Linked DNA regions of Homo sapiens: region 1 is linked to region 2. A link is a loop called in an ENCODE intact Hi-C map of the cell type or tissue named here. Cell type or tissue: endothelial cell of umbilical vein. All regions are shown on one strand. Links, peaks and the distances in the headings refer to the core of each region. The heading gives the core; the rest is flanking DNA.

Region 1 (16,908 bases), core at 4,145-9,144, 570 kb after region 2:
TCTCCTGACCTCGTGATCCGCCCGCCTTGGCCTCCCAAAGTGCTGGGATTACAGGCATGAGCTACCTCGCCTGGCCTTCACTACTTTTCTTTAAAAAGCAAGCTGTAAGTTTGATTCAGCCCACTGATTGTCCTACAGCAAACACAAAAATAGCAAAGGCCAACCCTTAAGGAGTAAAATTACATATAAAGCAAGTAGGGCCGTTAGCCCAGGGGACACAGCTTTCTATCAATTTTGGTTTCTGGACATTTTATCTTATAAAAATGAAATTTTAATTATATTTTTAATTTTTACTTTATACAACTTTTAATTATAATGCATCAATTCACTGACTTATTTAATGGTTTATGATAAAGCTGTCATGTTTGAGAAAAACTACCTTTGCAGTTTAAAAAATGTTATTGTATATTTGTAACTAAATTTTTTTATTTGAATTTTTAATTGACCTGATATTAATTTTGAGGCACAGTATAATGACAAGATTTTATTTTATTCTTGTAGAAAGTAAACTATGGTTCTTGAAAAGTTTATTTGATTTATAATTCTCTTTTGGTTAGATGTGGGATTTACCTGTATCTGTGGTTATGTTTTTAAGTTCTCTATTTGTTTCCATTAAACTATCTATTCCTATGCAGATACCACAGCTTTTAACTACTAGAGTTTGATAATAATTCTTGATATTCAATAAGGAAATCCTTGGTTCTTTTCTCTTCCATATTCACTTTAGAATGAACGCATACAGTCTTCATCAGACATTGTAATTCATATTTGATTTGCATTTATTTTTAATCCTTAGTGTAATTTACTTTAGGTGTTTATTATTTAAGCAGTGTATAAAGTTGTTTTTTTACTATAACAAAAATTTATCTTTAAGCGATAAATTTCATATATTTACATTTATTAAGATTGCTAATATATTTGAACATATTTCTACATGTACTTTTGTGCCTGTGTGTGTTTACTGTTGTATATCTTTGATTCTTTTGTTTTCTTTCATACTTTATATTGGATTGTTAACATTTTCAGTATTATCTCCTTTTTTCTCTTTGTAGAGGCCTACAAAGTCTAAAATATTCAATGTATCTTTCTTTTGAAGAAGACAAAATGTTAAGCTTTAAAAATGTTTTACCAAACATATGAAATTAATAAGAATAATAATTCTACCTTTAAAATATAAGAAATCAATTTTTATTACAATTAAAGTCAATAGTTACTTAACTGCTGTGCTTGCCATTTTTCCTTGTATTCCATACATTTCTAAGAGGTTACTTTTATGCTGAAATAAACCTTTCTATAGTTTTTCAATGTGGGCCAATAAAAGGCAACATGTCCCGTTCTTTGTATCTTAAAATTTTTGACTAGCCCTTAATATTAAAATTATTAATTGAAATAATAACTTTATTAAAATCTTAGATATGTGAATAATTCTAGAACTTTCTCCCAACACTTTCAAATGTCTTGTGGCATTTAAAACATGATGAGATGTCTCCTGTTAATCTAATTATGATTCTTTTGTAGGCAATGTGTCTTTTATTTGGTAGTTTTTAACACCCTTTTTATTAAACTTACTTTTTCTCTTCGGAGTCTAGCATATTATTTTGATGAAATTTCCAGTAGTATTTACAATTCATCATTTTTTCCTTTTATAATCTAATGTGTATAATCTAATGTGTAGCCTCTCCATTTAACTTTTACTTAAATGTCTATAGATTTTTTGTCAAGATTTTACATCATTTTGTCTTTTAAAAGTAACAACTTATTTTATATTTAACTTATTCTGATTTCATTTTGTAATTTCTTGTGATTTTTGGGCATTATGCATTTTTAAAAATTCAGGCTTTTACAAAATTTTATTTCCTCTGGAATATAATCTTATGCACTTATGTATTTACTTGGTGGTTGTGGGTGTGCATGTGTGCATGTGGGCCTGACAGATGGTACGTGTTTGTCTGTGTTTTTAAGTCTACCTCCAATGCTGATACTGGCAACTTTTGTCTTCCACCATCTGACTATGCTGAGAGCATTGCAGATTCAGTCACCAGCCTAGTGGTCAGCTTGCCTGACTGTCGTGGTTTTTTTAAGCATCCACCTCTCTCAACACACAGCTTTATTTAAGCCGCACCATTGACCAGCCTTTTACCCCACCTCAAATCAATACTGTCCTAGTCCCTGGATTGAGGGACTGGTTTGATTGTGGCAGCTTCCAAGAACTTGTAATAGAAAGTTGTCTTCCCCATTTTCCCCAAAGAGCTAAATCTCCAGGCTGCCTTTCCTACTTCCTCGGAAACCCTTGACTTTTGCCAGTTATGCCTCGTACACCCCCACAAAGCTATGCCTTTTTCATTTCCCCTTTTATATTTTATTTATTACTGTTTTATAGTTTATGCTTTGTAATAGCCTCAAAGTCTAAGTAAGGTAACCAGTATGTTTTGTTCTGTTTTAAAATTGCTGGTGTACCTGAGGCATGCTCACACTATAATTCATCTGTATCTATTAGACCTGCAAGGATGAATCAAACATTAACTATTTATTGGGTAGAGCCCAAAAATAAACTTAAAAGTCATTCAAGCATTTTTTTAAGTTTCACAGAAATACCATTTGTAAGGCATTTAATGACAACATATATCTTGCAACCTTTGTTTCTTTGAAGTTACTTAGATGATAGGATTTTCATAAAGTTTTCTTGTGATAAAAGTGAAGTAGGTAATTTTTTATGTGCATTCATGAGTTTTGTTACATGCAAATTTGAACTGAAAATACTAATATATATACAGTTTAAGGATAGAACTGAGACATTACTATGAAAATCTGGAAGACAGAAAAGAAAAAAAAATGCCAATCTGAATGAGATCTTTTATAAACAAGGGTTGACATGTGATTATTTTATATATGCATTAACAGAAACCCTTGGGTGAAGAAAATTGATGATAACATTGGAAGATCATTAATGGAATACACATTTATGGGATACACAGCCTATAAGTAATTCAAATTATTCACTAAGGGAATGATTATTAAAGACATTTCTTTTTAAAAGAAATCCCACCAGTTGTACAGATTTTCAAAAACTATGGTCCAAATAGTTAATATGCTAAAGTTAATTTGGTGGCAACATAAATCCAATTCATGAAACATGTAAAACTAGAATTTTATATGTATTTGAAAGACACCTTAGAATTTATAGAGTCCAAAGACCTTTCTCACAGATAAATAAAAAGAATCAGCATGATGAACTAAACTCTGATTGTATATAACTAATTACTTCTAGTAATATGTCTGTAGTATTTTTACATATTTGTAGAGCAATATGTCTAGATATAAAGTTTTCTAAAACCCAGAGTCTTTTCAAGTTTTCATCAGAAGTTTTGCTGTGGTCTGAATGTTTCTGTCTCACGCAAATTCATACTTTGAAATCCTAACAACCAAGGTGATAATATTAGGAGGTGGGTTTGGGATGAGGTGATTAGGTCCTGAGAGCAGAGCTCTCAGAATGGGAACAGTACCCTTATGAAAAAGGGTTAAGAGTGATCCCTTGCCCCTTCCACCATGTGAGTACATAGGGAGAAGCCACCTTCTTTGAACCACAAAGTAGGCCCTCACCAGACAACAGATCTGCATTAATATTAGGCTTCCCAACCTCCAGAAATAAATTCTTGACATTTATAACCTTCCCAGCTTATGACATTTTGTTATACCAGCCTAAATGGACTGAGACAGATTCTAATAGAATAACTCCACCTGATTATTCCAATATCATAGAAGATGAGGAAGAAAGATTAAGAAAATAGAAAAAAGCTGTTGGTATTTTCTTTTTCCCGATCTTCCTATGTATTTCATTATTTAGTATGCATATATCTACAATGATGTTTGCAAATTAAATATTTTTCTTAAAATGACTCTCATTGTAAAAGACTTCATATAAAAAATATTGGTCACATATTGGCAGCATGTTATCCCAAGTTAATTTCAGCTATAATACCTTACTGTTTGAGACTTTTTTTTTTTTTTTTTTGAGACAAAGTTTCACTGTTGTTGCCCAGGCTGGAGCGCAGTGGCGCCATCTGGGCGGCTCGCTGCAACCTCCGGCTCCCGGGTTCAAGCGATTCTCCTGTTCTCCTGCCTCAGCCTCCCAAGTAGCTGGGATTACAGGCGCCCACCACCACGCCCAGCTAATTTTTGTATATTTAGTAGAGACAGGGTTTCGCCATGTTGACCAGGCTGGTCTTGAACTCCTGACCTCAGGTCATGCACCCGCCTTGGCCTTCCAAAGTGCTGGGATTACAGGTGTGAACGACGGCGCCTGGCCGAGACTTTCTATTTTTATGGTTAATTAACTCATTAGTTTTGTTCAAATCCACACCTTACCTAAAGTGTAATCCTTCAAATATTATAATGATAACCTACTGCATATCATTTGTATGTTAAGCTTTAAAACAATATCTCCCAGAAAACTCATCTGGAATTTAATATCTCCAAACAAATCTCTGCAAATTGTCATATTCTTTACAAAAAGATAAAGTGAGAAAAAACTTTGATAATATACTTGATGTTACATAGCAAGTTCTTAATTAAAGCACAGTAATCAACAAACACTAATCAAAAATATCAACAGAACATTGTTTACAATCTGTCCCAGAGAAGGGACTTAAGCCTTGCTGTGTAATGGTGAAACTTTCCAAAATAGTCACCAAAATATATCATAGCAGTATTAATAAGAGAAGGCATCTCACAGCTCCAATGCTGAAAACAAAACAAAATGAAAAAATAATCCTCTCAAATTTGTCTTACACAATAATTCAATGTAAATTAAACAATTTTATTCTGTCTGTTTTATGCAGATGCTAAATTTAAATAAGTAATCAGAACAGTTTTCCAAATTGTATAGCTTTAGAGATAGTAGTCAGAAATATCTATAATATGAAGGAAGGATAGGAAAGATTTAATCAAAGAGAGGCATCATTTCTTTGAGATTTACTCATCACAAGATTTTAAATGTGCTCTTTTTAAAGAAGCAACATGCTAGCACTATAAATATATCCTAGGAAGACAACACAGTGAGATTACAAATATAAAGCAATAGAATTCTAAAGAGCCTAGAGGGATAAAGTCCACATAGATATTGAGCATTTTTCATTTTCTGAAATCGCCCTGCCATTTTAAGCAACGAAGTGGAGGTCTTGTAAAATGACTGTAGTCTGCCATCCCTGTGCACTTGATGAAGAGTTTAGGAAAAAAATCATGTGTCTGAAAGTGGAAAAACTCTCTTTTTGTTTTCACTGTCTATGTGGGTTCATTCTTAGGAGGAAGGAATATTCCTAAACCCGTAGGTTTAGTAATACAGTGTTAAATGTTTCATGATAACTATGCATTTAACCCTTATCACGTGCATAATAAAGAGGTTCATGAGTTTGAAAATTGCATATAGTCTTTTAAAACAAGCTCAATCAAACAAGAATGTTGTGTTTCCTACGCAAGTGATTAGAAAGGCGTAAGAACTAAATATCCATGCCCTATGTGAACAAAAGCTTATTATCCTTACAACTATATTTTTTCAAATGACTATTAGTCTATATTAAATAAGAAACAACTTCAAGTACAAGTGATTTTTTCATTCCTAGTTTTTTGTGTTTATACAAGCTGCATTAGGGCAAAGAAAACTGTAGAAAAATCTTTTCCAGATATGTCAAGCCCCACAGAGTAAAAACAATATAATAATGACAATAGCAAACATTTTCTGAGTGATTACCTTATTTGAGGCTCTATATTACATAGCTTATATGAATAATTAAACTTATAACAGCAACAAAAAAAGCTGAGGCTTAGGAATGTGCAGTGATTTGCCCAAGATGAACACATTGACAAAAGATTTGGATCACTGTTATTCATGATGACCAAAAATCAAGAGATTCTAATTAATTACAATTCACATGGCTATATAGTTTTTAAATGTTAACTTTATCAATATTTTTATAATATAGATATTAAATATGGCCAATAACACATTGAACATATTAGATATGTGAAGAATATTAAATGAAAATAAAAATTACTTTTAATCACATATTATTTTAGAGAGTCATATTTTCTGGCCCAAATACTTATAGCCTATATAAACATGTCATTTGAATTAGAACACAAATTATGCTCATTGCAAATGTGGTGGTCCAATGGGTTTATAGATCATTGTCTGCTCTGTAAGCTGTAATATCCCTTTAGAAGACTTAAGAATATATTTAAAGCAAAAATACTTTACTAAAACAGTCACCCTTAAATTGAATAGAATTAGAATCTCAGGTATTATCTGAGTAATTTGAGTGCCCATAGGACATGATTGATTTCTCATTGGAGGATATCTTTTCACTTATAAGCCACTAATAAAGCCCTAAACATATTTTATATTAAATGAATGAATGTATTTGTTTATACTCACATGGTGACAAACTATGGATTGTGGGTATAAAAATATCAAAGTTGCTTATATAAAAAATTTTAAAATGTGTGGACCTGTTGTCCACTTAGGAACAAGTTCATTGATCATTTCTAAAATTGGCCATCTGGTGGCTTCATTTCAAATTGCATTCACGTTCCAAAAGATATACTTTGGATCTCTGGAGGATGTGGCTAAACGATTCAACTCTATTTACAGAGATTATAGTAATCAAATGGCACAATGATATAAAATTACCCCATGCAATTGGAGAGTACCTACTGCAGCAGGGGCTTCTCACTGAGAGAAGATTCCCTGGGCTAGAAAGACATAAGTAGCATGAGAATGAGTCAGAAACTTCAGCCACAAAGTGAGAGCCCACTGGTGTCTGCAATGACACTGCTCGATGCTAGTTTCCACCTCACTAACTTTCCTAGCCTGCCTTCTCTTTTTCCGCAGTCATAGACCAGCAGACCTTATACCATATTTACACTTATCAGATTTTGGCAGGCAAGAAAATTATGGGTAGAGAGTGTTCGATAAAAGTTCCTAGGCCAGACCAAAGATATTCTGATTCTAGGGGTCTTAGATGAGATCCAAGAATCTACAATTTAAACAGGGATCACAGGTGATTGCAATATAGGTGGCGCAAGCCTCAGACTTGTGAAACACTGCTCTATCATATCTGCTATACTCAGGTGAATAATAGATTAACCTCAAAGCGTTTGAATTAAAACTTCTATACCAAAGTCTAGCAGATTATCTGTGGGTGACTATGCAGCATTCTTAAAACATTAAGAAATAAACAGTGTGATTTCAGTGTTTAAGTTTAGGTGTTCTCTACTTAAACAGGGGCAGGCAGAATTGTTATCTATATAAGTACCCTCATTTATAGGGTTGGGGCCAGAAAACAATTGTAGGCACTACAGTGCTCCATCAGAGGCAAAATATGGCACACTTGAGAATTTTAAAAATCCATTCTTTCTAAACTGAGATGCAATTGTCAGTGGCATTAAAAATGTGAGCTGTAACACTCACCGCGAAGGTCTGCAGCTTCACTCCTGAAGCCAGCGAGACCACGAACCCACCAGAAGGAAGAAACTCCGAACACATCGGAACATCAGAAGGAACCAACTCCGGACATGCCGCCTTTAAGAACTGTAACACTCACCGCGAGGGTCCGTGGCTTCATTCTTGAAGTCAGTGACACCAAGAACCCACCAATTCCGGACACAAAAATACCTACATTTCACATTGTTCCTCAGAGTTTGGCAATAGGACATCTATGCCTACTGCATAGATGTGCAAACTATCTTTGCTTCTTGAAATAATCTTCAGAACATGAAGAAGAAGCTGCACTCAAAAAAATTGCAGATAATTTGAATTTATCTTTGAATTTTTACCATCTGCTCTCCAGGTGAAGCTACCTCCATTTTATCTTCTAGAGGAGGAGGTTGGCTCCCAGATTGTCAGCCTGGAAACTATAAACTCTCACATGGTATTAGGTGATTATAACTAATTTTTAGAAGTCGGACCTTTGTTAATTATTAGAAATTTCAAAGTTAAGCAGAAAAAGTGGTAGTAATGTAATTTTTTTTTCTTTTTTTGAGACGGAGTCTCGCTCTGTCGCCCAGGCTGGAGTGCAGTGGCGCAATCTCGGCTCACTGCAAGCTCCGCCTCCTGGGTTCACGCCCTTCTCCTACCTCACTCAGCCTCCTGAGTAGCTGGGACTACAGGCGCCCACCGCCATGCCTGGCTAATATTTTTGTATTTTTTTAGTAGAGACGGGGTTTCACTGTGTTAGCCAGGATGGTTCTAATATTGTTCAGAAGGTTGTAGTGTTGAACGCAATCAATTATTTTCATATGCATTTAAACTTCTAACAGTATTCTGAGTCTAAATGGCATTGAAAGTGAGGGAAGAACAAAAAGTCTAGTCTGCAGTAAATGATTGCACGAGTGAGGCTGAAGTCGGTGAGTACCTTCTCCACGGTCACACAGACAGTATGTTACAAGGTCACCCTAAAACTCAGCTCTTTTGGTTCCTACTCATGTTTTTACAGCACACCAGGTAGGAGAGGCAGTCATTGTTAATTGATGGCTTTTTCTTTAACTTTCAATGCTTTCTTTCTCTTCTCACCTAAGTCGTGTTTTTCATTTTGTTTTGTTTTTGTTTAGTTTTGGCATTCTATGTAAGATTTTTGTTTAATATAAATACTGGTAACATTCAGACACCTTAAAATATAGCCCTTATTGTACATAAGGTGAGTATTTCAGCTGGTGCCAGTCATATGGTAGACTCTTGATATATATTTAATAAGTGAATGAATGAAAGTCTACCATAAAATGACAAAACTTCCTAAATGTGTTATTGTTGGAGCCATAAAATTATGCTTCAATTCTTCTGTGTCTGTTTTTAAAGAACATTAAGAAAGCAGCTTTATAATGATAAAGGATAGAGATCTTAGCATACATTTAGAGAAATTCAACTTCCTTTCTTCTCAGTAAGGATTCTCTCTTACCTGGATAGCCAATGCCAACCAGTTGTTCTCTGAGATTCTCTGACGACCTTGCCTCTCTCGACAGCTAGAGTCATGATGCTCCCATTGGAAGGGCAATTAATCTTAGCACTGAAGGACTTGTGATCTGGCCCCAACTTTGTGCCTCACTGGGTAAATCACTGAAATTGTTTTGGTGTTTGTCTGTCAACTTTAAAACATGGAATGGGTGATCGCCATGGTTTCTTAGAGCTCTAATTTCTAGTTGATACTTCCCGTGATTCTTCCTTTTTACTATATCCAGTTTATTTTCTTTCACCTCCATCTCTGGGCTATTGCATTGTAAAATGTTGAGGAATAAGAATCATCCTGGATATTTTAAGCACGGTGGTATCTCAGGCCATGGAGGCTTAGTGGAAGTGACCTGAGGGAGAATAATTTTTGTCAGAGGGACCTAGAGGTGTACTGAGTAACTCAAAGTAATCAGTTTTAAAATATGTGATTTCACTGCCCCTGCGGTCTTATATATTAGAAGCTGCATATTAATGTGTAATTGGTTGATGAGCTTCAGGCTAGCAATTACACACTATTTTCTGTTAAATGACATGGTAGACCACCTGAGAATATTTCAAAAATATTTTCATTTGTTCATGAAATATACCTGGAAAACAAAACAAAACAACTTAATAACTCTTTGGTTTCCAAGGTATATTTTTTAAACACTACAGTACCATTGGAAGAAAAATTAACAATTTAACCCTTTCTCATTTAGCTCATGGAGATTGTAATTTCATAGTCCCATTCACTTGCTAGAGGGAAGAGAGAACAACAAAGGTATTATCTTACATAGTTCTGGGAGGAGTTGTTTTAATAGAATGGAATCATGGCTGCTGATCTCATTTTCCCATAAATGCTCACAACTCAATCTTATGCAATGGCTGTGTTTACCACCACCGATGTTTATAATCAGTGTTAACACAGGAAACTTATACAGTCAGCCAGGCAGTCCTTTTCTTCTCTTGTTAAGTAGGGTTGTTATTACCGTTTCCTCAATTTCCTAGAGGATTCATGAACATAATCATGTCAGCTGCTAAACTGGTGGGAATTGAAGCTATTCTACGTTTTGAAAGCATTTGCATGTGCTAACTTGGAAACTACATAAATCAGTGCTTTGATTACTACTTTTTAAAAACTACCAGCTCTTAGTTTGGTAAATGTGAATTGTCAGCATAGTACAAGTGGAGTTTCTGCAGTTCTCCACTTAATTAGCTCATTATGGAGCCAGTCAGAACAATGAGGTCCTCAGAGTGGGTTTACTCAAGTTTTCTCATTGTTATTATTTGTTTGAATACTCTTGTTAAACTCATTATGTTTATCAAACTATTAGTCTATGATGTTATACCTCAATTTTATTTATATTTAAAACATAATAATTTATTTCAATAAGGTAGTTTTTCTTTTTTCTTTTGTTATAATAAATTATATGTTTTTTAATACAAAGGGTATACCTTCATTGTAGGCATTTATAAAATACATGTGAGAAAAATACAGATAAGAAAAACTATAATAACTTGCAATCTCACAGCCTAGAGACAATGAAAGCTCATAGTTTGGTATATTTACATCTTTTCTTCATACATATAACCTAAAATAAAAATGCCTTACCATTCAATCAATTTCAATATGGCTTATTCCACCTCTGCTCCATAAAAAGTTATCTCCCTGGGTCCTTTTTAGCCTCATTGCTGTTAAGGTTAATGAATGGCCCCTCTTACTACTTTCTCATCTGCCTTGGCTTTTCCCAAATATTTGGGTATAAGGTATTTTAAGCTCCATGAGATCAGAGATTATAACTGTATTGTTTATCTTTGTAGTCTAGCACCAGTGTAGTACCTGGCAGATAAAATGGCTTTCTAGATATTTTGTTGAATAAATGATCGAGTCTTTAATCTTAAAACAATGTCTGAATTTTATTTCATGGCACTAAAATTTTTGGATTTTTTACTACTTCTCGGAAGGATGTTCAAAAATCTCTTTCATTTTTCTTTTGTTCTCTATACACATTTTATGCTAATGAGTTTCTGTTTTAGATCTTCATCTTTCACATTCTATCTCGCTTTTCATGCACTCTTGTGACTCTGGTTGCCATATATATTATCTTTCCTAAATCAAAATCCTTTACAGATCTTCTCTCCCCAAATTCAGAAATGTGACTGAGTACTGTAGTTTTCCACTGTGATACACCCATATCTCAGAAACATGTCTTAAGTTAAAAAATACACTCTCTCCCACACCCCAAAATTCCCCCAGCAAGAAATAAATAAAAATTGATAAATATTTTCTACATAATGAATATTTTTAATATGTACCAAAACATCTCAACATGCATATTTAACATCTTGCTGTGAGATCTTTAGGAATAGTCATACCGAAGTGGGCAAGACTGTAAGGGATGATGAGAACCCGGTTATTAGAGGAAAAGGAGAGGAATTGAAGATCAGTCTGAAGGATTCACAGGGTCATGATAAATACTTTGGAGGTAAATGCATGAGAAAACCAAACTACTTACTGAGAGTGTGTCAAATTTCGATTTTACATCTTTAGAGTGGGGGGAGTTGTAGATATAAGGGTTCCTATAAAATTCATTGGAATAGAGATGGGGACTTGGTTGGAGAATTAACCAAGAAACCTAGACAGAACTCTACAACAGTGGATCAATGAGCCCAAAACATTAGAAAAAGGCTGTGAATCCATGCCAAAAATCCAGCTTGTAGATATAGCCATTCATATACCAAAAGGAAGTAATTCAGTTTAAAGTATTATTGCAAAATTATACATTTCTTACCTATAACTATATTATCCAAAGTGTATTCTGCAGAACACTAGTGATGTATTAGTTGGATATTTATATAGAAAGAAAACAGACTTAGATGGTTAAATAAGGTTTGGAAATGCTGAGATTAAAAAAAAATCCTGAAACATTTCTCAGAGACTTTAGTATGATAATATGTTTTGGAAACACCAAAAGGAAGCTGTAGTATGCAGAATTTCTTAAACATATTTAACAAAAATTTCTATTTTTTAAAAGAAGAACATTTTAAGGGATAAATAGACCTGTGATGAAACTTTGAAACAGGCTGTTATAAATATATGCAGGCAACCCAGTTACATATAGTGGGTATTAAGCAAAACAAAACTGAAAAAAATGAACCATACTAAACAAGAGAGAATACATGTTTAAAATATACTTTAACTTTTTCTCAGCTATTTTCCTACCTTGGCTATAAATCAATAGTCATCATCATAATTCTCTGAGCAAGAAATAAACAAAAACTGATAAATATTTTCCACAAAATAAATACTTTTAATATGTACCAAAATATCTCAATATGCACATTTAATAGTTTATTAATGTCAAATCTCTATCAGCCATTTCCTAGGTCACATCTTAGCAAAGTTCACATATTAAAAATCTAAAGACTGCCTAGTCATCCAATATGCCAGGACCTGGGGGATTATTTACAGAGATTATAATTAGAAGGTAATATTTGCTTTAGGAACAAGGAATTCTAGCTACACAAGAACAAAGTGGCTAGTGGCCACATACCACACACACACACATATATAACAAAATCTGTCTTAACATTTGGAACCACATCTGAAATTTGTCCCCTCACTACAGGATTTCTTTATAAGAGACTGTTCTTTGCCTTTTTTGCCCGAATGACTAGTTCAGTTTGTCACAACAAATGCTCATTAACTGATGGATTGAATAAGTTGTCCTTCTTTGGCAGTAGACATTTGTATTATTTACAAATTTGCAAAAAAGAAAAAGTTGGAACAAATAGCATTTGGAAAAGGTTTATCCTGTCTACCAACATGTTCACAACTTACAGACAAAAAACGCTTTTGTTTTCCAGAGGTGTTGCTAATTATAACTATATGATACCATTATATTTCTATCGAAAAGCAATATCATAGCTAGCATATCATAAACTAACACATTCATTAACAAAGTAAGGTCAATTAACCTAAGCTTTTAGGGAGGATAAAAAGTACATTTAGGGGTAATGGAAGTGTGAAACATATGTCAGTGACTATAGTCTCCTGGCAAGCTGGGGGACTCCTGTGTTCCAAGGGTACTCAGAGAGCTGGTGGGAAGGTGGGGTATGAGAAAGAGAAGCAAAAGATAAGAACTGTAGCAAGCTTTAAAAATTTTGCTTAAGTCATTGATAGCTGAAAAGCAACACCATGAAAGCAGAAATAAGAAAGTAAAATATATATACATGTAATATTACTTATATTTATATCTACAGAAGCCTTCTTGCTCTTCAATGTACTAAGTAATATGTGAAGTTCAATAATCCAGCTCTATTCTGAATTTGAAGCAGTTTTGGAGAAATTACAGTGATGGAGAAAACTCTTCAGAGTTACAGAACTTCTATTAGGTAATTAGCTGAATTAATTAGTTTGATTGGTAGTTATTGTAATTTACCACATTTACAGATTAAAGGACAGTGAATCTGATACTAGAGCACATCTCAGTGCATGCAGATACTATGCATTTAATAAAATTAAAGTCAACGTATGATAAACACTCTTACCAAACTAAGAATAGAAGGAAAATCCTTAATCTTTAAAAAGACATCTATTTTTCTTAATGTAAAAAGAAAAAATATCAAGACTCTCATACTTACTGAGATAAATTTTAATAAGACCAGCAGCAAAGGAAAATGCTTGCTATTACCCATACTGTTTAGGATTGTACTGGAGTCCTAATCAGTGAAGTTAAAAAAATAATAAAATAAAATCTGTAATAATTGGAAAGTTTAGACAAACCCTGTTTATTTTTAATAAAGTACTTGTTTACAAAGAAAATCCTAAATGTATTTTTGTTATTAGAATAAGTAAGATTTGATGAAACAAAAGAAGAAAGAGAAATCTGACATGCAACACAAAATCGAAAATCTTTAGACTACCACATTCCATCAGAAAACGTATTTGATGTATTTTCAATTGACAGAAGAATGCCAATAAAAAATATGTAGAAGCCCTTTACGGAAGAAATTAAATATTTTATTGAAAACATTAAATAATACTTAAATAAATGGAAACATTTGGAAATAACTCTCTATAATAAATTTATCAATATTCCTCAAACTGAGTTATAGAATTAGTGCAATTCCAATTAAAATCTTAATAGGTTTCTTTTTTCCCCATATCTTTTCAGTTACTTGTTTTTTAAATTTTACATTCTGGGGTACATGTACAGGTTTATTACATGAATATAATGTGTAATGGTGAGGTCTGGGTTTCTAGTGTACCCATCAGAAAAAGAATGAACATTGTACCCAGGTGATAATTTTTAATGCTCCCCTCCCTTCCAACTCCTGGAAACCATTTTGGAGTCCCCAGTATCTATTATCTCTATCTTTATGGCCACATATACCTTAATGGAGTTCTTTGTAGGATTTGATAAGCAGATTTTAATTTCAAGGACAATTGGAAGGGCCAAGAACATCTGAGAAATTCCTGAAGAAGGAATAGGGAGATGATTTTTCAAACCATATTTCAAGACATATCATGAAAGTATACACACACGCCCACACACACACACACACAAACACACACATACACATACACATATACACCACATTAGGCGAAAGTTAGAGGCAGCATACATAAAATTTTACCTTTTTCCTGAGCAGACTTTGCACATAAATGTCAGAAGATGAATTATGTGATTGACAAATTGTGCAAGGAATGTTGAATAGCTATATGAAAAAAATTAATTTCTCTCTGACACAAGGTATAAAATCTAGTCTTCATCTATTAACTATGAAAAGCCATACTATGAAACTTTTAAAACATAATGCAGCAAAATTTCCTTATAATGTATGTAAGGAGGGAATTCTCAAACAAGGAACAAAAGTCACACATCATAAAAGACTGCAAATTATATTGTGACAAAAATAAGAATGTCACTACATCAAAGGATGCCATGAAGAGAGTAAAAAGACATGGTACAACTGGAAGATCTTTGTTTTATCTTTGTCATCAGCAAAGAATTTGTATCAACAGCATGAGATCAAAAAGCTCCATGAAGAAATGGACAACAGACCTAAGCAGGAATTTTGTAAAAAAGAAAACGGTAAAAGAAACTCATTGATATCTAAAAATATGTTCACTTTCACTATTTTTAGGTAAATGCCAATAAATATTAGGAATATATTGTTACACTCTAACCAGTTGGCATTTTTTTTCAAAAAGCATGATAATATCAAGTACTAGTGAGAATAGGAAGCAACCAAAATACATACTGCTGATGAGAATGTAAATAGGCACAATCACTTTAAAATGCTATTCACCATGTCTAGTAAGGTTGAACATTCACCTACTTTGCAATTCTACTCCTGTGGGAATACCCTAGAAAATTCTCACATGTGTTCAAGGAAATATATGCACAAATATTTATAGTAACATTGTTTTTAATAGTAAATTGCCAGTAACAACCCAAGAGCCCATCACTAATTTAGTGGATAAGGAAACTTTGGTTTTATTTTTAACTATTGAATCTTTACAACAGTAAAAACTAATGTATGAAAGCTGCAAGTCATCATAAGGAAAGAATCCAGTGAGGTCAGAGAGTTAACAGGGGTGAGGACCAGTTTGAGCAAGTCATTGCAGCTCATTTTAATAACATTGGCTTTTACTCTAAATAAAATAGGAAGACATTGGAGGATCTGACAGATGAGTGAAATTGCCTGACTTAGGTTTCATAAGATCATTCAGACTGATGTATTGATAATACATTAAGGATAGAGATAAAAAAGCAAGGAGATCAGTCTTAAGAGTAACATAATCGATGTAGAAATAGCGCTGACTTGTTCAAAGGTAACAGCAGTGGAGGTGATAAAACAATATACAGGTTTGACATGTATTCTGATGTTAACCTTAAAGAATTGCTGGAGAATCTGATATGAGGAGTAGAAGAAAGAAAGGAGGTTAATATGACCCCAAGATGTTAACATAAGTATTTATATAGTTTTGATATTTGTCCTCTTCAAATCTGAGATTGAAATTTGATCCCTAATGTTGGTGGTAGGGCCTGGTGGGAGGTGTTTGGGTCATGGGGGTAGATCTCTTAAGAATGGCCATTCAAATTGGAAGTCAATGGGAGTAATGAGTGAATTCTAGCTAATTAGTTCACTCAAGAGTTGGTTGCTTAAGAGTGTGGCACCTCCCTCCCTTCTCTCTTTTTTTTTTTTTTTTTTTTTTTTTTTTGAGACGGAGTTTCGCTCTGTCGCCCAGGCTGGAGTGCAGTGGCGCGATCTCGACTCACTGCAAGCTCCGCCTCCCGGGTTCACGCCATTCTCCTGCCTCAGCCTCCCGTGTAGCTGGGACTACAGGCGCGCACCACCATGCCCGGCTAATTTTTGTATTTTTAGTAGAGACGGGGTTTCACCATGTTAGCCAGGATGGTCTCGATCTCCTGACCTCGTGATCCGCCCGTCTCGGCCTCCCAAAGTGCTGGGATTACAGGCGTGAGCCACCGCGCCCGGCCTCCCTTCTCTCTTTTGGTCCCTCTTTTGCTATGTGATACATCTGCTCTGTCTTTGTCTTCTGCCATGATTGTAAGCTTCCTTAGATAACTCCCAGAAGCAGATGCTAGCACCATGCTTCTTGTACAGCCTGTAGAACCGTAAGCCAAATAAACCTTATTTCTTCGTATTATCCAGGCTTGGGTATTCCTGAAGAGCAATGCAAATGAACTAAGACAAGTATTTAGAAAAGCAGAGAATTCTGCAGGACAAGCATGTTTTTGGTGGCGGTGGCGGGAAGAGGAGAAGATAACCAGTTCAGATTGTGATACTTATGTTTGAGGGGCTTCACAGATATTCAAATGTATATGTAGAGAAAGCAGTTCCATATACAAGTGTGGAAGTACAGAGAGAGGTCAAGCCGCAAATAGCAAGTATTGAAA
Region 2 (16,908 bases), core at 4,509-9,508:
AAATAAATCTAAGATATCTTAAATGAGAAAAATCCTGAGTAACTTATAGAGAATAAGCCCATATTTGAGAATCTAACACGTGCATATGTGTTATATGTGCTCATATAAGTTATATAAACTGAACCTTAAGGTTCAGTCATGTGTCGCTTAAAGATGGGGATGTTTTCTGAGAATGTGTCCTTAGGAGATAAGCCCATATGTTCCTCTGCAAATAAGTGGTTAAACAAACTCTTTTACGTACATACCATAGAACACTATACAGCAATAAGAGCTATGAACTGTGGATATTTGCAACAATGCAGATGGATATCCAGATAATTATGCTGAGTGAAAAACGTTTTATAAAACAATCCCAGAAGGATGTACAGTGTATGACTCCATTTATATAATATTCTTGAAATAATAAACTATCGAAAGGAAGAGCAGATTAGTGGCTGTCAGCAGTTAATGAGTTGGTGGGAGTAGGAGAGAGCTCAGTGTGGCTCCAAAAGGGTGTCACTAGGGCTTTTGTGGTGATGAAACTCTTCTGCAACTTGACTGTATCAATGTCAATATGGCAATCTAATGTGCTACAGTTTTACAGGATCTTTCTGCATTGTTACTTAAAACTGCATAAGAATTTACAGTTATCTCAAAATTAAAAAGTGTAATTAAATATTTTTGGTCTACTTTAAAGAAACATAATTTATATCAGTAGTAAAGACAAGTCTACACTGAGTAGCTCAAAGAAAAATGCCACCCCACTGGAACTCTCAAAATGTTACTCTTAACTTTCTCACTCAATCCTCTGTTCCTGGTCCCTAGATACTCTCTGCGTCCACACCGTTCTGGTTCCCTCTGATTGTATTTAATATAGTTCACTGCTATTCCACACTATTAGTGGAAAAGTGGCTGCTGGCACCAACAATTCATAGAGGTCATCTCTCAATATGCCACCTTCTAGTAAAAATAGCATGCTTCCTATAAGTTCATTTGAAAGCAATGAAGTCACTATTTATCTAGCCCAATTAGTAAACTGGTAGCCCTCTGTGACTTTTCACTCTAACTCATTAGTAACTCTCCCAACCAACCCCAATCCAGTTATTTATGGCAACATATTTATTATCAATTTGATCTCAATTTTTCACATTTTTCTTCCTTCAGTTTAGGCCTTCACTATTTCTAGCCTTTGTGCAAAACCTGTGAACTGCTCTTCTTCTCAACAGCCCTGCACAAATCCATTCTTCATTCTTCATACTGCCGACAAAGTTATTTTAAAATTGAAAGTATTATGTTGCAACTAATCTAATTAAAATCCTTTACTGCATTCTCCGTTTCTCAGATTAATATCCAAACTACTCAACCTAAAATATCCTTCATTACCTGGTCTGTATTAGCTTCTCAAGATTTATATATGGTGAATCTCTTCGTAAAAGCCTGCATTGATGTTTCTAATCTATATCCTCTCCTTTTTCCTCTTCCTAATTAGACTCCTCTTTCTAATAACTCTTAACTTTCTGATGACTCCTAAAATAACTGCTGTTTCCTTCTATTTCCTTCCATCCTCCTCCTTGTTCTTTCTTCTCCTTTGCTTTCTCCTTCTATTTCTTCTCTCTTTCCTCTTCTTTTTTTCTTACTTTTCTTCATTGTCCTTTATCTCTTCATTCATCCTCTACTCTTTCCACTTTTCAAATGTACATTTTAGTTTTAAAATTGTCACTTCTAATTTCATTATTTTTGAACAGACAATGCATTCACATGGTTGAAAAGCTAAAACATACAAAAAGTACACTGTGAAAAGTCTCCCTCTCATTTCTATCTTACTGTTTTCTACTTCTCTCTCTTCCTGTAAGCAAATTAATTCCTGTAAGCAAACTGTTAATGGTTTCTCATGCATTTTGAAGGAGATTTTATGTATAAACTTATAAATATAATTATGCATAATATATATATCATATGCATGTAAAATGTGTTCATGCCTTACTTAATGAAGGTGCTACGTTCTGAGAAATGTATTGGTAGGTGATGTTGTCACCATGGGAAGCTCATTCTGTAATTACACAAACCCAGATGCTATAGCCTATTTACACACCTAAGCTATATGGTATAGCCAATATAGCTCCCAGGCCACAAACCTGTGCAGTATCTTACTGTACTGAATACTGCAGGCCAAGCTTGTCCAACCTGTAGCCCCCAGGCCACATGCAACCCAAGACAGCTTTCAATGCAGCCCAACACAAATTTGTAAACTTTCTTAAAACATTATGAGTTTTCTTGGTGTGATTTTTTTTTCTTTTAGCTCATCAGCCATCATTAGTGTTAGTGTAGTTTATATGTGGCCCAAGACAATTCTTCTTCCATTGTGGCCCAGGGAAGCCAAAAGATTGGACACCCCTGCTGTAGACAATTGTAGCATGATGGTATTTATATATCTAAACATATAAAAGGTGAAGTAAAAGTAAGATATAATATAAAAGATGGTACTCCTGTATAGCGCACTTACCACGAATGAAGCTTATAGGATGAGATGTTGCTGAGTCAGTGAGTATGTGGTGAGTGAATATAGAGGCCTAAGACATTATTATACACCACTGTACACTATAAACACTGAACACTCAGGCTATATTAGATTTATAAAAAAACTTTCTTTCTTCAATAATAAATTTTCCTTAGCTTACTGTAACTTTGTTACTTTTTAAGCTTTTTAATTTTTTCAACTTTTTGACTCTGTAATAACACTTAGCTTCAAATATACATTGTACAAATGTACAAATTTTTTATATTTTTATTTTATAAGATTTTTTTTCTGTTTATACAATTTTTTAATTTTAATTTTTCCTTTTTAAACATTTTTGTTAAAAATTAAGACACAAACTCACACATTAGTTGAGCCCTACACAGGGTCAGGGGACCTGTGTAGGTCCTGTCTTTATCTATATCACTGTCTTCCGCCTCCACGTCTTGTCTCACTGGAAGGTCTTTCAGGGGCAATAACACACATGGAGTTGTCATCTCCTGTGACAACAATGCCTTCTTCTAGAATACCTACTGAACTACCTGCCTAAGGCTGTTTTACCGTTAACATTTTTTTAATTAATAGAGGAAGTACACTCTAAAATGACACTAAAATGCGTAGTAAACATATAAGCCAGTAACATAGTCATTTATTATTATTATTATCAAGTATTATGTAGTATACATAATTGTATATGCCATACATTTGTATTACTGGTAGCACAGTAGAATTTTTACACCAGCATCACCACAGATGTGAGTAATGCATTGTACTGTGACATTACAATAGCTACGACGTCCCTAGGGAATAGGAATATTTCAGCTCCATTATAAACTTATAAGACCACTATCTTACATGTGGTTCATCATTGACAGAAATGTTGTTGTGCAGTGCATAACTGTATTTTAGATGATAGATAGATAGATAGATAGATACATAGATAGATAGATGATAGACAGATAAATATTTGTTACAGGAATTTGACCTTACAGAATTCAACTGCAGGAGCTGGAAAAAGTATCTCTGTAAGACTCTTATCTTCCTGTCTGATTTTGGAGCTTGAAGTTCACAGAACTGGCAGTCAAAATGGGAAGATAAATGGAAAGTGAGAGAATAGGTAAATCCACAGAAAGAGAGAGTAGATTAGTGATTTCCAGGAACTGCATGGTTTGAGATGAATGCCTGGTGGCTGTTAATTGGCTCTGGGTTATTTTTTGGTTTGGTGAAAATGTTATCGAGTTAAGATAGTGGTGAGGATTGTAAAACTCTGAGGATATTCCAAAAAACACTAAATTGCGCACTTTAACAGGGAATTTAATGGGGTAAAAATTGTAGCTCAAAAAACTGAACAATAATAACAAGGCAAAAAAAAAGAAAGAAAAGTGTATACAGTATGTTTTCATTAGTGTGAAGAAAAAGCAAAAAATAATAGTAGCTTGTAAATGTCTCAACTTGGCTAGGCTGAACTATATTCCCCAGAATTCTTTTTCTTCTACATTTCCACTTAGGGTGGGTCATATTTAATTTTGTTCAAAGTTTGGAGGGCAGAAGAAAAATTAAAGTCACTTTGAGTGCTGGGGCACAGTCACTATGTAACCTTGTAGCCCACACACATTGTTGCAAAGCTAAGGCACGTGTTGTAGGTGTGGAACAACAGTCTGCAAGTGTTCCACTTTCCCTCAGCTTTGCCAATTCCTGGGCATGGCATGCATCTGGTTCTGTCCAATGAGAGCCAGAATCTCAGGACACCCACCTTACTGAGAGTGGAGGCGATGAGAATGGACATGGGTACTAAGCCAATCTCATGGACTCCAGTTCATGCTCATGGTTTTGCAATTTTTCTTGCTCTTCCCCACTGGACGTTCATTTTCCCTCCTCTAATTCTTTCAGTTTTGTTCTATTGATCTATGTCTATGCTGTGTCAGTATCACACCACTATCATTACTGTCACTTTGTAGGAAGTTTTGAAATTGGGAAGTGTGAGTTCCCCAGGTTTGTTCTTCACACGCAGGATGATTTTGACAATTCCAGATCCTTTGAATTTCCTCATAAATTTTAGGATTAGCCTGTCAATTTCTGACAGCTGTGATTTTCATAGAAACTGCACTGAATCTGCCCATCAATTTGGGGAGTATTGCCATCTTAATAAAATTAAGTATTGAAATTTATCAACATAGTATGTTTTTCCATTGATTTAGGTCTTCTATAATTTATTTCTATAATTCTTCTATAATTTATAATTTGGCTTTCAGTATAAAAGTCTTCTGCTTATTTGGTTAAGTTTACTCTTAATTACCTATTTTTTGATACTAATATAAATGGTTTTTTTTCCTAATATTGTTTTTTTGATTGGTCATTGCTAGTGTATGCAGATCTATTTGATTTTTTTCAACCTTGTTTATTGTGGCAAAATACCCATAATATAAAATGTACCCTGTTACTGCTTTTAAGTATACAGTGCAGTGGTGTTAAACACATTCATAATGTGCAACCATCACTATCACTCATCTCCATAACTCTTGCTGTTGAAATTCCATAACTACTACACAATAACTACTTTTTGCCTCTATGATTTTAGACTCCTGAAAGTACCTCATATACATAGAATTATACAATATTTATCATTTTGTAGTTGGCTTATTTCACTTAGCATAATGTCCTCCAGGTTCATACATGTTGTAGCATATTGCATAATGGTCTTCCTTTTTAAGTCTGAAGGATGTAACAACAACATGAGCCCTAGATTAGCATCAACATGTGTGGGCTACAAGGTCACATGGTGGCTGTGTCCCCGCATTCAAAAGTGGCTTTTCATTTCTTTCTGCCTTCCAAACCGTGAACAATATTAAATATGACTCACCCTAACTGGAAACATATTTTATGGACATACCACATTTTACTTCTCCATTTATCTATCAACAAACACTTGGGTTGCTTCCATATTTTAGCTATTGTAAATAATACTCTTATGAATATGGGTGTAAAAATATTACTTTGAGATCTTATTTTGAAAACTTCTGGCTATATATCCAGAAGTGGAACTGCTTTATCGTATGGCAATTCTATTGCTATTTTTTTAGAAATGAATATACTGTTTTCTACAGAAGTGCTAATATTTTACATTTCCACTTATAGTGAATAGGGCTCCAAATTCTCCACATTCTGACCATCCGTTATTTTCCTGGGCTTTGTTTGATAGTGGTCATTGTACTTCAAAGTTGGCTCTAATTCATGTCAGCCTCCATTTTTGTGCCTCACTATTTAGGCTGTGCTTCTTTATTATTATTTCTGCTTTTGTCAATCTTACTGCTTCCTCCATGGTACCTATTAATGTTGTGGCATATATGTCCCTGCAACAAATAATCTAATCACCCCGTAGCAGTCAATGGATATTACCACTGCTCTCTACTGCTATCTTTTCTGTAGTCTTATTTCTCCCCAACAATTTGGCCAGAAAGTGCACATATTGTTCTTGTCAGTTATACTAAGGCAAATTTGGAAAAGTTATTGTATAATTTAGAATTATTGGGAATAACATTACTATAATCTAAATTGGTTAGAAGTGCCAACCTGTTTTGAAAGTTTTCTAAGTAGTAGCGCCTTACTACATGTAATTAAGCCAAAATGAAAAGAAAAAACAACACAAAAATTGTCATAGTAGGGTGCTAAAAAGAAGATATGTAAATGCTTATGCGTTAAAATATTATCTGCATATTATAATAAAAGGAATAAAAATAAAACTATGCCCCTCATCCACATTGAAATTTATTGTCTAGACATTTTATAAACATTTGATATTAATTTTCTTCAGAGTGAATAATATATTTGTATTCAAATTTACATTATTCAGATAAATCTCAGCCAGCCTAATTAATTCTACAACAATACTTGATGTATATTATCAGAACCATCAAATTATAAATTATGCATGTGTATATATGCATGTGTACATATATATGTACACATGCAAGTACACACACAAACATTTTTAACACAGTTCCAGTATATGACCTGATCCTATAATAAAATAATAATAGCCATAACAATAAGGAATCATTAGCTTTGGAATTGTATTCCTATATATATATATAAAAGTGTTTTCTTAAGGAGAAACTGCAGTTTTCAGTTTTATCAATAGATGGCACTACTATTTACCATATGTTTTGCTAAAATATAACAATATTTGCTGAAATATATTAATTGATAACTAATATAATTTATTTAATTAACTCATATAATTAATTTATTAATTTTTATTCCTAAAAATTTGCTTTCAATAAACAATTTACTATTTCCTTGACATAGTAATGTATCACCTGTAAATATTCACTTTCAAAATGATACTTATAATCTTTAATCTTTTATTAATACATGATAATTACTGTTAAATGCATTTTTATTATTTATAAACTTTTAGATACTTCCAAAGACATAATTATTATTATTATTTAATGCCTTCTAACTCAGAGTAGCATTTGTAGGGGAGATGCCTATTGCGGGTGTCAGGAGTGGTGTTATCACTAGGTGTTCTGCTTGCATACTATTTGTTTTTATTCTAAAATTCACTGGTGTTAAATCAAAAAATGAGCTGGAGGAAACTTCCAATTCAATAGCATAAATTATCTATAATAGTGATAGAACACTGATAGTCACAAATGATATATTTTCTATTGATAATATTTTATAAAACTATATGATGCACAAAATTATATGTATTTTGTTATAAAACACACTCCCAAATCACTATCATAGAAGCCACAGTACAGGGAACCTTCTACTTATCCTCTGGCAAAGTTTACTTAAAATGATTTGTGTTAGCTGAAAATGTGGGGCCGAAAGCAAAGAATTCATAAGTGCCTCTCAGACCTCCGTATTAACAGAAAACTAATCAAAGCCCTCCAATCTATACAGATTTCTGGGATTCATTTGACATATCTTGCCTATCATCATCATCATCATCATCATATTTATTATAATTAGCCATAAGAACATCTTTTTGCATTTGATTAATATGAAATGTTTGACTGGCATTAAATTCTTAGAAGTAGGTTTGCTTAGTAAATGTCAAGTAAATGGAAATCCACATAAACTTAATGTAATCTCAATAAATATATTGAAATAAATACATATATATGTTTTTGAGGGAAAAAATGCTAGTTGCATTAACACATTTTTCTCTCTGATCCTCATATATAATTATTTATCTTACACAAGTGGCAGTCTTGATTATTAAAAGAAAATTTAAGCAGGCCAGAAATGAAATCTTGGTACCTTTTCAGGCTGTTTTCCTTTTGCAATATGCAAAAGCTTGCTGTTTGCCCGCCACTTAAATGTCAAAAATCCCATGTGGGTCAGAAAAATATCTTTGCTATGGCATGAAAACACTTAATTGTTAACCTATTCTGTTATAAGATTAGCCTGAGTGCTGATTTCCTTCTTGTGAACGTAGTATAACTTGAGACACACACACACACACACACACACACACACACACACACACATATATATGATATTTTCTTTATCTCTTCATTGGTTGATGGACACTTAGATTGGTTCCATATCTTTGCAATTGTGAATTGTGTTATGGTGAACATATGTGTGCAGATGTCTTTTTTATATGATGACCTGTTTTTCTTTGGGTATATATGTAGGAGTAGGATTGCTGGGTTGAATGATAGATCTACATTTAGTTCTTTGAGAAATCGCCACAGTTTTCCATAGAGGTTGTACTAATGTACATTCCTACCAACAGTGTATAAGTGTTCACTTTTCACTGCATTTGTGCCAACATCTATTGTTTTTTTCTTTTTTTTTGGACTATATATATATATATATATATATATATATATATATACACACACACACACACACACCGTGGAATGCTCCTCAGCCATTAAAAAAAAACACACATAATAATGTCTTTTGCAGCAATTTGGATGGAACTGTAAGCAATTATCCTAAGTGAAGTAACTCAGAAATGGAAAACAAATACCACATGTTTTTACTTATAAGTGGAAGCTAAGCATAGTATTCTATGGTGTATATGTACCGCATTTTCTTTATCCAATACACAGTTGATGGGCACCTAGATTGATTCCACATCTTTACTATTGTGAATAGTGCTGTAATGAACATAGGGCTGCATATATCGTTTGAAAAAACAATTTATTTTCTCTTGGGTATATGCCCAGTAATGGAATCTCTGGATTGAATGGTAGTTCAAGTTTTAGTTTTTTGAGAAATCGCCAAACTGTTCTCCACAGTGGCTGTACTAATTGACATTCCCACCAGCAGTTCGTAAGTATTCCTGTCTCTGCAGCCTTGCCAGCATCTGTTGTTTTTAGACTTTTTAACAAAGGCCATTCTAACTGGTGTGAGATGGTATCTCATTGTGGTTTTGATTTGCATTTCCCTGATGATTAGTGATGACTAACATATTTTCGTATCTCATGGAGGGAAGGAGGGAGTAGCAAAAATCAAGGAAATGAATTATAATAATTACTCATAAGTATAAGAAAAGCGTTAAAAGGTATTAATCTGGAGAACTCATAAAAGCCTAGGTATAGCATGTGAAAATGTATTCTATATTTTCCCAGTGCACCAGAGGCAGCAAATTATTTTCTGAATTACTATTACGTATGATGCTCTGTTTTACTGTTAATTTCTAAAACATTCTTCCCATTTGGTCAAGTTTAAAAATGACACAGATGTCAATGAATGAAATCAAATTTACTATGTATTACATGATACAATAAAGTATGCTAAATAACATAAAGACTAATTAGATAATTCCAGTCATAACTTGTGATCACTGCCCGAACCATCTGAAGCTATTGTTTTGAACTTTAGAAATGTCATTGTACTATTTTAAATTGAACTACAATTTAAACATAATATGGAAGAAATAATCATAAATTACACACAATAAAGATCTGAGAAAGCATCTAGCAGTAAAACAACACAGAGAAAGAGATTAGATAAATTCATTAATTTAAATAAAATAAAATTTATTTTTAAAACATATGGATTAACAAGTACACATGCAAATTGCAAAAGGTGCTTAAAATCTAATTAAGCTATCTTGAGAGTGCCCTCATGTTAAATCTTTAAGATCAAATAAGCCTCATTATCACATTAACCTTCTTTCCACTCTCTTGTTATACAAGTGTCATTACATTAATTAGTCATTATACTGTTTTTTAAGTGCTGGCCACCTCATGAGCATTTTGTAACATTACCCAGTACTTGTATACATAGAAGTAATCTATGATATATCACTCCTAGTCCAGTAAACCATATCATGCTAATTTAAATATCTATGTGTAGATATAACCAGATTATAATTTTATGAAGAAAACAACTTTGTAATATCAAAAACAAGATGCAGTACATTCAATTACCTATGTAAAAGAATTCTAGCTGAATGAATTTAAGTCTAAGTCAATCATAGGTGAATAAAAAATAATAGTATCTGAGAATGAGTCACCTATCTGAGATTTGCTCCTATAAACAAGAGAATCTACACGTCTTTGATTCATGTAGAGGACTGTTTCTCCCTTCAACCCTTAAAATGATGTTCTGTTTTATTGCTAACTTAATTTCTAAAACGATCTTCCCATTTGGTCAAAGTAGGAAGAGGAAAGAATCATTGGCTTGGTGTGTTTTTAGAAAGATTGAGCACATGGAACTCATCCTTTCTCATGTGTTGGATCTGCCTGAAAAGAGGATGCATTCTATTCTGCTCTCTTGGCAATACGAGATCAGCAGTGTTGGCTCTGTCTCCGTGTGCTGAAGTCTAGGGTTGCCCAGCGACGCCCATGACTTGGCAAATTTTGGAGTCCATATTTGCCATATATCTCAACCACCTTCTCTAGGCAGCTTTACCCACAATGCAGGTAATATTTTGTCCTTTATGTCAATCACTATTGCATCTTTCTCTTAATTGGTTCTGAAGACAAGGATCAGGAGGAAGAAGAGAGTGGTGTTCTTTACCGATCTCCTATATGTGCAACATCTGATGCTTTGAGAACGCTCTAGAAACTTACAAAGAATAAAGTGCAGTTGACACAGTAACACCAGGAAGAATCAAAGCTTTTGAAATAGCTTCAGCGGGTAACTTAGCCCTGATGGTATATGCCTTAGAGCTGATCTTCTTTACAGTAGGGAAGTTAGCTTTTATATGCTGCAGCCTCCGCAGGTGGCTTTGGGTCTTAAGCTTTACTAAATATGGCATAATTTAATGTTATCCTATTGGGTAAGTTTTCCCCATAAATGAATAGCTGTGTTTATGCAGGCAGAGTTATGTCTAACAAATATACACATTAGGAAGCAGGTCACCCTATGTAGGAGCTGTCATTATTCAGCTTTGAATTACACAGATCAAGTTTGGCCTGGTTTAAAAATCAAGGCTAAGGCAGAGATAAGTTATTTTATGTATCAGTAAATGGCTTTTGCTATGTTTCTTAACCAGGTCTGTAAGCAGTTTTTTTGTTGTTGTTGTTTACCTAATGCATAGGCAGCTAATTTCCATTAGTAATACAAAGCACAAATATAGGTTATTACTCTAAATTATTAATAGCAGCTATAGTTAAGCAGTACTAAACTGACTAACAAAATTACATGTACTGTCTTTAGTTATATAGAAGGAATCTTGCAGGGTTAACTTTCTATAAAGAGAGGCTTGTTCAAAGGTAGCAAGTACCCCAGTTCTGTTATTTATGTATTTTCTTATCATGGCTTTCTACAATGTGTCTTCACCCAAAGAAAGATTATATATTGTATTATATTTCATTACACCCTCAACCTCCTGGGCTCAAGCCTCCTTAGTATCTGAGACTACAAAAACATACGTGTGCATTACCATGCCTGGATAATTTTTAGTGGAGATGAGATCTCACTATGTTACTTAGGCTGGTATCAAACTAGCCTCAATGTTCCCTCCTTGGCCTCCCAAAGTGCTAGGATTACAAGCATGAGCAATTAATGAACAAATACAAAGTAAAAAGCCATGGCTGCCATAAACATTTCTTGGTATCCAAGATCTGGGCCCAAGGGTTACCTGTTTCAAATACCAGAATTACATCATGGAAGTTGTGAAGGCCACCATTAAGCCAAGGAATGTCTCAAACCATTACACCAAGAAAAAAGTGTCTTATTTTAGAGAAATCAATTTCAAGGGTGGGGTAGAAAAACAACTCAAAGGAGGTGTTGCCAACTTAAAGCCTAAGACAGCAATTACATTTCTGTTCCTCCACTGTCTCTGAGAATTGGGTTTGCTCAAGATACCAAGTAGCAACTGAAGTGGTTTGAAAACATATACCTTTGATTTTCCATCACAACATAAATAGTAGAAAATGAAAGGAAAATAGAGGAAGAAAGACTGATTATGCTGGATAAAGTTTATTTAAGAGGACATCTTGGAGGACACAGCAGCCAGATATGAAAAGGAAAATGAGATCTTTAAGTCCAACACACAAACACACACACACACACACACACACACACACACACACACACACCCCACATTGTGGCTCTAAGGACTAAATTCTTTTAAGGACAGTATCCTTAGACAATGAAGAAATGTTTTAGTTGTCTAGTGAATAAAACCTGAGTTGGGGCCTAGCAATCTAACAACAGAAGAACATGAAAAACCTCAGGGAGGGAGGAGAAAGAATGGATACGTCAAAGCTTTCCAGAACCAGGAGCTAATGAGAAACATCTATTCATCTACTCATGTACATTTAAAAATGCTGCCTCTTTAATATATACCCTTGTTTTTTTGTAACAATACAGTGGAATGTATCCTTATTTCAAAGACATTAATACAGGAAGAAAAGTAGTGTGTAGAGTATTTTAGGCTATGTGCAGTTTTGTAGAAGGTGAAAAAACTGTGCTGTGGAGAAGACTGGGCAGGACAGTGAGTGAGTGAAGAGCAGGTGGGGGCATAGTTAAAATTTTAAATAGTGTAGTCTGGGTAAGCTTCATTGAAAATGTGACATTTAAGCAGAGTTGAAAGAGTTTGAAACTGAGACTTATGGAGATCTGGCGAAGAATCTTCTGGGCAGGGGAAACAGCCAAGTGTAAATGTTTGTTATGTATAAGGTCCAAAAGGAAGTGTACATTGAATGCAGCTGGATTACACTTTCTTTTCTGAAAAGGAAAGAGAAATAGGGTAGGAAGATACCACAAAAACTGAGAAATCAGAACATTTACGGTTATTTAGGGGATTCAAAGTCTGGCTTTTAATCTGAGAGACATTGGGAGCCAATGGGATTTTAAGTAGAGGAGGGATGTGACTTGACTTCATAAGCATGAAGTTGGGGACACATAAAAATAAAAATAATTAAGAAAAATTCCTAATAGTTCAGAGATCTTTATCAAGTGTTTACAAACATCGTAGATAAAATTGTGTAAGAAAGACAAAGAACACTAAAATTCTCATGGCATCTCTTAATGTATTTCAAAGTAGCAGTTATTGCAGGTGAGCCTGCAGCTATGCTCTGGACCTAAAAGGATATGACCAGGAAATCTATGGAGTTAAGGCTCCAAGGGAGCCGGGTGTGGTGGTTCACACCTGTAATCCCAGCACTTTGGGAGGCTGAGGCAGACGGATCACGAGGTCAAGAGATCGAGACCATCCTGGCCAACATGGTGAAACCCCGTCTCTACTAAAAATACAAAAATTAGCCAGGCGTGGTGGTGGGTGCATGTAGTCCCAGCTACTACTCGGGAGGCTGAGGCAGGAGAATCACTTGAGGCGGAGGTTTCGGTGAGCCAAGATCACGCCACTGCATTCTAGCCTGGGTGACAGAGCAAGACTCCGTTTAAAAAAAAAAATAGACTCCAAGGGAAGACACGGCCAAGATGAAACATAGTAAAAAGAATCTGGGAAAGAAAGTAATGGATTATGTTAAGGCACAGGTTAGATGTTGCTCTAATGGGAGAAAAGCCCCTAGGTGGGATCTGCCAAATCACTAAGGAAAAGGTGGAAAATATTTGAACAGTGGATGGTTTTGGCAGACAGAGATCATATTTTCATATCTCTCACTGTGACAAACCCCACAGAAAAATATAGAGGAGAATACATGGGAACAAAAATGTGTGGGCCAGAAAGGAGAGAGAAATAAAAAGGAAGGAAGACAAATTTCTAGCAGACGGCCCTCCCAAAGGAAAAAAAAGAAAAAAGTCCACATCAAAAAGAAGGCTAAACTGTTATAAAGTGACTGAATTCTCACAAAATAAAGAATGGAACAATTAAGAAAAATAGAGCATTAGAAGGAGGGGGAAAATGTAACAAAAAACTGAATACTGCGCAAGATTGAGAACCTTTATAAATAGAGGAAATAATACATTATCGACCTCTTGGTGAGGTATATGTCAGCAGGATCCCCCGGAGGATACAGTCTTCAGAAACATTAATCTCAATTTTAGATTCAGAGTCAGCTAAAGAATATATGGCAACTGAAGCAATGTGGAGCCTTGGTGAGATCCCTGTGGAGTGCATTTCGTAAACACAGGTAATTCTGTTGTGGTGCTGGGTCCAAAATTGCCTGTTCCCAAGAGGCATCGTGAGTGTCTTTAATGTTTTCTCAGAGAAGTGACTCTGTGCATAATTTTTCCTTCCCCCAAAAGGCTTCTGAGCATTGTGATCTTGTGACAAAATTAGGCTAGAGACACAATAAACGTATTTCCTCTTCTTTTTTAAATACACAACTAGCTCTCTTGTAGTAGAATGCACTGATTATGGGCCAGCCATGGTGGCTCGCACCTGTAATTCCAGCACTTTGTGAGGCCGAGGCGGGTGGATCACCTGGGGTCAGGAGTTCAAGACCATCCAGACCAGCCTGGACAATATGGTGAAACCTCACCTCTACTAAAAATACAAAAATTAGCCAGGCATGTTGACAGGCACCTGTAATCCCAGCTACTTGGGAGGCTGAGGCAGGAGAATCGTTTGAACCTAGGAGTTCAGGGTTGCAGTGAGCCTGAGATTGTGCCACTGCACTCCAGCCTGGGTGATAGAGTGAGACTCCGTCTAAAAAAAAAAAAAAAAAAAAAAAAAAGAGAGAGAGAGAGAGAAAGAGAAAGAAGAAGAATGCACTGATTATGACCCCTGACAAGTGGCAAAAGTGCTGTTGGCTGCCACAAGGCCTTCCTTATAAAAGCTTGCACACCTTCCTTCACATGTTCTGGTGTCTTCCAAACAGACACAGAAGACTCACTGAAGGGCTCCAAGGCTTTAGGGAAGTGAGGCTAAAATGATTTGTGGTGGGAATCTTTTTCCCTCTAATTTTTATAGTTACCAGAAAATAAGATTACTTACATAGATACTATAGCAATATAAACTTTCTAGAAAATTTTTAAAGCTTATAATTTCTATAATTTATCTCATGTACAAGTAACAAGTAGTGCACAGACTGGAGCAAGAACATGGAATAGCATTGTCCTATGTGATACTGTGACCTCAAGAGAGAAGATGTCTGCATCACTGGGTGACTGAATGAAACAGAACTCTACCAACCCACAATCAGACTGTAGGAGAAGTGAGAAATAAACTTGACAAATAAAGGTAGGATATGGTTTAAACTGCTACAATAAAGTAAGAAAAAACATAGAGCATTAAAAAGACATAAATCCTGATATTTAATCAAAAAGTGATACGGTGGCTTGATGGTGTGGGTATGGGGTAAGCTATTATAAAAAAGAGACCCTTAGAACGGTGGCCTAAACAAGATGTAAGTAAACAAGCCCTTATAGATGGTCAAAGGACAGTTTAGTAATTAGATCTTATTGCATAACTTAGTGTATTTGTTTCCTAATGCTGCCTTAAGAAATATCACAAATTTGGTCAGGCGTGGTGGCCCACGCCTGTAGTCCCAGCATTTTGGGAAGCTGAGTCAAGCGAATTGCTTGAGTCAAAGAGTTTCGGACCAGCCTGGTGAACATGGCAAAAACCCATCTCTACTAAAAATACAAAAATTAGCCAAGTGTGCTGGCACATGCCTGTAGTCCCTGCTACCTGGGAGGCTGAGGTGGGAGGATTGCTTGAGCCCAGAAAGTGGAGCTTGCAGTGAGCCTTGATTGCACAACTGTCCCTGATTCCAGCCTAGATGACAGACTAAAACCCTGTCAAAAAAAAAAAAAAAAAAAGAGAGAGAGAGATAAAAGAAAATAAAGCCAGGAGCGGTGGCTCACGCCTGTAATCCCAGCACTTTGGGAGGCCGAGGGTGGATCACCTGAGGTCGGGAGTTCGCTACCAGCCTGACCAACATGAGAAACCCGTCTCTAGTAAAAGTACAAAATCAGCCAGGCATGGTGGTGCATGCCTGTAATCCCAGCTACTCCAGGGGCTGAGGCAGGAGAATCGTTTGAACCCAGGAGGAGGAGGTTGTGGTGAGCCGAGATTGCACCATTGCACTCCAGCCTGGGCAACAAGAGAGAAACTCCAGCTCAAAAAAAAAAAAAAAAAAAAAAAAGAAAAGAAAATGAAAGAAAGACACATAGAAAAGAAGAAAAGAAAGAAAACAAAAGAAAAGACAGAAAAGAAAAGAATAAAAGACCACAAATTTAGTGGCTTAAGGCAACACAAACTTATTCTCTTATATTCTGGAGGCCAGAAGACCAAAATCAGTTTCACTGAACTAAAGTCAAGGTGTGGGTAGAGTTAGTTGGGTTTGGAGAGTACACGGGATAATCCACGTTCATGCATTGTCTGGCTTCTTGAAGATGTCTGCATTTATTGGCTGATGACTCATTCCTCAAGTCACTACAACCTTTTGCTCTGTTATCACATATCCTGCTTCCTTCTTTTATCTTCTTGCCTTCATCTGATGAGGACCCTTATAATTATATTTAGCACCAACCTGGATAACTTTCCTATCTCAAGATCCTTAAACTATATACATGTGCAAGTCTCCCCTTTGCCATATAAGGTAACATTCACATATTCCAGAAATTAGGATGTGGAAATCTTTTGGAGAGAATATTCACCTGACCACACCCAGGCAACTTCTATCTTTTTCTTCTACTACAAAACATGACTTTCCTTTTTCTTTTTTTTTTCTTTTTTTTTTTTAAATTTTACTTTAAGTTCTGGGATACATGTGCAGGACATGCAGGTTTGTTACATAGTTATACATGTGCCAGCGTGGTTTGCTGCACCTATCAACCCATAATCTAGGTTTTAAGCCCCATATGCATTAGGTATTTGTCCTAATGCTCTCCCTCTCCTTGCCCCCAAGCCCTGACAGGTCCCAGTGTGTGATATTCCCCTCCCTGTGTCCATGTGTTTTCATTGTTCAACTCCCACTTATGAGTGAGAACATACGGTGTTTGGTTTTCTATTCCTGTGTTAGTTTGCTGAGAATGGTGGCTTCCAGCTTCATCCATGTCCCTGCAAAGGACATTAACTCATC

Evidence for each region. A loop is a pair of places that touch in the nucleus more often than their neighbours do. Peaks named below come from ENCODE experiments on the same cell type or tissue, not always from the same donor. Only the 100,000 strongest peaks of a DNase experiment are listed, where the experiment ranks them.
Region 1: it touches region 2 in a loop (20-fold over the local background); 4 of 110 quality-filtered maps call a loop at or near these places.

Annotation. Positions count from the first base shown.
Region 1 is chr4:162,124,927-162,141,834 of GRCh38, forward strand. The region is part of intron 1 of FSTL5 (follistatin like 5); the gene reads right to left. Among named protein-coding and RNA genes, the nearest start is that of FSTL5, 31 kb to the right of the region's middle. In endothelial cell of umbilical vein, for the core only: no CTCF peak of the experiment used is centred there; no DNase peak of the experiment used is centred there.
Region 2 is chr4:161,557,789-161,574,696 of GRCh38, forward strand. The region is part of intron 8 of FSTL5 (follistatin like 5); the gene reads right to left. Among named protein-coding and RNA genes, the nearest start is that of FSTL5-AS1, 460 kb to the right of the region's middle. In endothelial cell of umbilical vein, for the core only: no CTCF peak of the experiment used is centred there; a DNase peak (open chromatin) is centred at 8,863; H3K27ac peaks cover 1,963 bases.